Linked DNA regions of Homo sapiens: region 1 is linked to region 2. Evidence: read pairs that join two places in POLR2A ChIA-PET (ENCODE). Cell type or tissue: Panc1. All regions are shown on one strand. Each heading gives the region's core, and the rest is flanking DNA. Links, peaks and the distances in the headings are about the cores only.

Region 1 (2,924 bases), core at 310-2,809, 180 kb before region 2:
AAATGCAAGACAGCAAGCAGCCTGATAATTGGTTTGTAGATGTCCAGAAGTTCTGATCATTTCAACAATGTTTTGTCTGCTGATCTACATGTAGTACATAAAAATCAAGTGTGTAGACCTCGGTTTTCTAGACATTAGGGATATCTTCTAAGTAGTGAAAACATTAATTGTAAGTCACTAAGTGAGGTATTTACATGCTAAAAACTATTTTTTATAAGGTACTATGACCTCAATTAGAATACTAATAAATCTGTAATCCATTACTTAAGTTTTTAAATAGAAAAGTATTTTATAATTGTTTTTAGGTAATAATCACTAGCTAAAACTCAAGTTACCTCACATTCCATCCGCAGTAATGCACCAAGTAAAGGACCTCTCCACCTTCGACATCAGAATCTTTAATACTAGCTTCATACATTTTTTGATTTTTCCCTCGTCCATACCGCACTTGGACTTTCATGCCTGGTGGATAGCACTCAAACTCCTCTTCCTCATTGTTGTCATCATCATCTTCATCCTCTTCTTCTTCTTCCTCCTCCTCCTCCTCTTCTGCTTCTTCATCATCTTCATCTTCTTCTTTATTCGTTTCATCTCTTGAAAGGTTTAAAAAATTGCAGAGTTAATAAAAGACACTTCATAAGTTTTTCAGTTCCAAACCACATATATTGATAAAAGTTGTGGCTGTGATTGTTCCAGGAAAAGCAGGTTCCACGTGTATGAAATTCTCAGAGTTTCATTTTACTATTAAAAACTAAAACTGTAAGACAACCAAGGTTACAGAAAGACACATTTAGAGAAAATGAAGATTCAAAAATAAGTGCAGTAAAAGAAAATTTCCAAAAGTCAGAAGAACAGAATTTGTGCCGAACAGCAAGAAGCAAGTATGGTCAACTCTAACAATTTTTTCATGTTTTATTAATAAAAGTGTTTTAACATCTCAATTGACAAAAAAATTCATTATACTTCATTGCCATTTTACAACTAAAAATTATTTTTCATTCAAATATTTCCAGCCTCAAGATGTTTGTTTCATTTTTTTAGAGACAGAGTCTTGCTCTGTCACCCAAGCTGGAGGCCTCAGGAAGTTTGAAACAATAATTTTTACTAGCAGATGGCAGTCTTAATAACTTTAAAACATTCTCCAACCGAATTTTCAAATGTTATAATAACTGAAATACTATTTTAATTTAAACAGAAATATTCTAATAATGTACTACCAATATCTTATCATGTTTGTTCTTTCCTTTAAACTTCAACACAATTTCTACTCTCATTACCACAGATTTATTAACATCTTCTACAAATCTTCTCAACTTTGATGTTCCAAAGAAATAGACAGATGAGAGGCCAATTACAAGTATATGAAACTAAAAGTCAAACTATTCTAGAAAGAGTATTACATCCTTTTTTTTTTTTTTTTTTTTGATAGATTTTCACTCCTGTCGCCCAGGCTGGAGTGGTGCAATGGCGCAATCTCGGCTCACTGCAACCTCCGCCTCCCAGGTTCAAGCGATTCTCCTGCCTCAGCCTCCCAAGTAGCTGGGATTACAGGCACCCACCACCACACCCAGCTAATTTTTTTTGTATTTTTAGTAGTGACAGGGTTTCACCATGTTGGTCAGGCTGGTCTCAAACTCCTGACCTCAGGTGATCCACCCACCGTGGCCTCCCAAAGTGCTGGGATTACAGCCGTGAGCCACCACACCTGGCCTTACACCCATTTTTATCTTCTTAGTACCATGTACTTTCTAAAACTGAGCATTCATATCCTTTTTATATTGACCACCAATCTGTATTCAACAAGTTGGAGAAAATCTTCAATCATAAATCTTTCCAAACACTAGATTTATTTTTTAAAAAATTTCAATATGAAATCCAAGGCTACATTTAGTCTGGTTTTATTTGCTGTCCTGTATGTCTGTACTTAAAGACTCCATCACTTTAGGGCTCACAAATGACTAAACATCATAAGGCAGAACAACCAGATAGTTTAGTATTTAAGCTTTAAAAATTAATAATATGTAAAATACATGATATATTAAAATATATGCTATATTATATATTAAGAGTAATGATTATATATATACATATATTACACCATGCACACATATATATGTGTGTGTGTGTGTGTGTGTGTGTGTGTGTGTATATATTTTTCCCCCCCTTGGAGACATGGTCTCACTGTGTCATCCAGGTTGGAGTGAAGTGGCCTGATCACTGCTCACTGTGGTCTTGACTTCCTGTGCTCAAATGATCCTCCCACCTCAGCATCCCAAGTAGCTGGGACTACAGGCACACACCACCACACCCAGATAGTTTTTTATTTTTTATTTTTGTAGAGACAGGGGTCTCACTATGTTGTTTAGGCTGGTCTTGAACTCCCGGGCTCAAGCAATCTTCATACTTTGGCCTTCCAAAGTGCTGGGATTATAGGTGTGAGCCACTGTGCCCACCTGATGAATATAATATTTATATTAAAAAAAAAACTTCCTCCACTGAAAATTTCAGCTTTATATCTCTATATGCAACCTTTTTAGGGATAATATACTTTATCATTCCTAATTAATTATACAGGCAACAAAAATAATATATAAATAGTGATATAAGCAGCACTATAATGCTTTTTTATTCTCCTTGTCCTTTTGTATAGTGGGGCAGGAGTGTTGGCAGGATGTTTAATGGACCGGTGGAAGTAAGTCCGTGTTCACGAAAGTATCAAATATATCAATTTTGTCTGAACTATAACACAAATTCCTCAAAAATTCTCAAGATTTATTCCTATTTTAAAGACTCAGTTACAGTCAAATATATAAGTATTTAAAAAATCTAAAACCTTCATGAAACCAGCTATAATCTGAGATATACATATATATGTATACACACACACACACACACACACATATATACGTGTATATATATATACT
Region 2 (2,924 bases), core at 275-2,774:
CTGCCTCCTGGGTTCAAGTGATTCTCCTGCCTCAGCCTCCCGAGTAGCTGGGACTACAGGCACCTGCCACCACACACAGCTAATTTTTGCATGGTTTTTTTGGTAGAAACGGGGTTTCACCATGTTGGCCAGGCTGGTCTCAAACACCTGACCTCATAATCTGCCCATCTCTACCTCCCAAAGTGCTGGGATTACAGGTGTGAGCCACCACGCCTGGCCTGCATTTAGTTTAGAGGTCATCTTTTGGAATTGGTACTAAGATGCACAGAAATTGAACACAGATTTAGTAATAATTTCTGCGGTTACTTCACTGGATGTTGTAGAGCTGTTATGACAACTAAATCAGTTAGATGTTTAAAGCACTTAGACCAGTTAATCGTGCATATTGTTGTAAATAAACATTTTAAAACTTACTTTAAAAAGAAATGCAGACTGGGCGTGGTGGCTCATGCCTGTAATCCCAGCACTTCAGGAAGCCAAGGCTGTAGATCACTTGAAGTCAGGAGTTTGAGACCAGCCTGACCAACATGTTGAAACCCTGTCTCTACTAAAAATACAAAAAAAATTAGCTGGGTTTTGTGGTGCGCTCCTGTAGCCCCAGCTACTTGGGAGGCTGAGACAGCAGAATCGCTTGAACACGGGAGGAAGAGGTTGCAGTGAGACGAAATGGCATCACTCCATTCCAGCCTGGGTGACAGAGTAAGACTGTCTCAAAAAAAAAAAGAAAAAGAAAAAGAAATGCAATTGTACTAATGTTCTGCAAATGGCTTCTTGTAATTGGAGATATTATTTCCTGTGATAGCATCATACAAAGATTTAAAAAGTATTACATCTTAAACTGTTCAGATGGAATAAAGATGATATACTGTGGTGGGCAGGATAATAGCCTCCCAAAGATGTCCCCAGAACCTCTGATTTTGCTAGGTTACATGGCAAAGGGGAATTAGAATTATAGATGGAATTAAGGTTGCTAATCAGCTGATTTTAAGATTGGGAGAGTATCCGGTTTATCCAGTTGGGCTCAGTGTAATCACAAGAATCATTAGAAGTAGAAGCTAGGCTAGACGCAGTGGCTCACACCTGTAGTCCCAGCACTTTGGGAGGCCAAGTCGGATGGATCACCTGAGGTCAGGAGTTCAAGACCAGCCTGACCAACATGGTGAAACCCTGTCTCTACTAAAAATACAAAAAATACAAAAATTAGTCAGATGTGGTGGTGCATGCCAATAATCCGAGCTACTTGGGAGGCTGAGGCAGGAGAATCGCTTGAACCTGGGAGACGGAGGTTGCAGTGAGCTGAGATCGTGCCATTGCACTCCAGCCTGGGTGACAAGAGCGAAACGTCTCAAAAAAAAAAAAAAAAAAAAGTAGAAGCTAGAGGCAGAAGAGGCAGTGTCAGTGTGACGTGAGAATGTTTCAGCTGGCCATTGTTTATTCTGAAGATGGAAGAGGGTCATGAGCTAAGGAGTGTGCAGCCTCTAAGCCTCTAGAAGCTGGAAAAACTTTCCTCATATGATAAGGAAGCTATCATGTAAAGGTTCATCTTACATTTCTTGCTGTTTTCTTTCTTTCTTTTGCTGGCAAATATCATTCAGGGGCCACAGTATGGGCTGCAGCGGTGTTCATTGCTACTGGGTTGGTCTTCGTTTCTGGGCCTTTTTAAAGGACAGAGCTGCCTCTGTTGGATTAATTCCTACAAGTAGAATAGATTTAAGGAAGATATGAGTAGTTTTTATATTATTATTAGAAAATACAAAAAAGAAAAGGTTTCAAAAATATAGAAAGTAGAGAGAATAAGCCAGGCGTGGTGGCTCACGCCTGTAATCCCAACACTTTGGGAGGCAGGTGGATCACTTGGTCAAGAGTTCGAGACCAGCCTGGGCAACATGGCGAAACCCTGTCTCTACTAACAGTACAAAAAAAATTAGCTGGGTGTGGTAGTGGGTGCCTGTAATCCCAGCTACTTGTGAGGCTGAGGCAAGATAATTGCTTAAACCTGGGACGTGGAGGTTGCAGTGAGCCGAGATTGCACCACTGCACCCCAGCCTGGGCCACAAAGACTCCATCTCAAAAAAAAAAAAGCGTAGACAAAGAAAGTAGAGAGAATAGTATAATGGACACCTGTATATGCTTGTCATGTCAGTTTAACAATTGTTAACATGTTACCATACCATATTTGCTTCATTTCCTTTTTTTTTTTTTTTTTTTTTTTTGAGATGGAGTCTTACTCTGTCACCCAGGCTGGAGTGCAGTGGTACGATCTCTGCTCACTGCAACCACTGCTTCCCAGGTTCAAGCGGTTCTCCTCCCTCAGCCTCCCAAGTAGCTGGGATTACAGACTTGCACCACTATGCCCAGCTAATTTTTATATTTTTAGTAGAGATGGGGTTTTCCCGTGTTGGCCAGGCTGGTCTTGAACACCTGACCTGAGGTGATCAACCCACCTCACCCTCTCAAAGCGCTGGGATTACAGATGTGAGCCACTGCACTCGGCCCATCTCTTATTTTTTGCTTAAGCATTTTAAATTATATACGGAGTAGCATTTCATTCCTAAATACTTTACATTGTAATTCTAAAAAAAAAATACGTTTTCTTACAAAACTGTACAGTTTAAATTGTGATTCATAGGTTGGGTATGGTGGCTCATGCCTGTAATTGCAGCACTTTGGGAGGCTGAAGAGGGAGGATTGCTTGAGCTCAGGAGTTTGAGACCAGCCTAGGTAACGTAACAAGATCCCTGTCTCTAGCAAAAATAAATAAATAAATAAATAAGTACATAAATAAAAAATAAAATCAGCCAGGCATGGTGGCATGTGCCTGTAGCCCCAGCTACTTGGGAAGCTGAAATGGGAGGATTGCTTGAGCCCAGGAAGTTGAGCCTGCAGTGAACCGTGATCGTGCCACTGCACTCCAGGCTGGGTGA

Evidence for each region. ChIA-PET counts read pairs that join two places held together with the same protein. Peaks named below come from ENCODE experiments on the same cell type or tissue, not always from the same donor. Only the 100,000 strongest peaks of a DNase experiment are listed, where the experiment ranks them.
Region 1: POLR2A ChIA-PET joins it to region 2 with 6 read pairs; 2 of 35 experiments call an interaction of 5 or more read pairs at or near these places.

What each region holds. Positions count from the first base shown.
Region 1 is chr1:235,213,434-235,216,357 of GRCh38, forward strand. ARID4B (AT-rich interaction domain 4B) reads right to left here. Exons shown (of 24, transcript NM_016374.6): 17 at 336-593. Among named protein-coding and RNA genes, the nearest start is that of MIR4753, 25 kb to the left of the region's middle. In Panc1, for the core only: no CTCF peak of the experiment used is centred there; no DNase peak of the experiment used is centred there.
Region 2 is chr1:235,389,412-235,392,335 of GRCh38, forward strand. All of the region lies in intron 2 of TBCE (tubulin folding cofactor E), which reads left to right. Among named protein-coding and RNA genes, the nearest start is that of TBCE, 23 kb to the left of the region's middle. In Panc1, for the core only: no CTCF peak of the experiment used is centred there; no DNase peak of the experiment used is centred there; H3K27ac peaks cover 1,707 bases.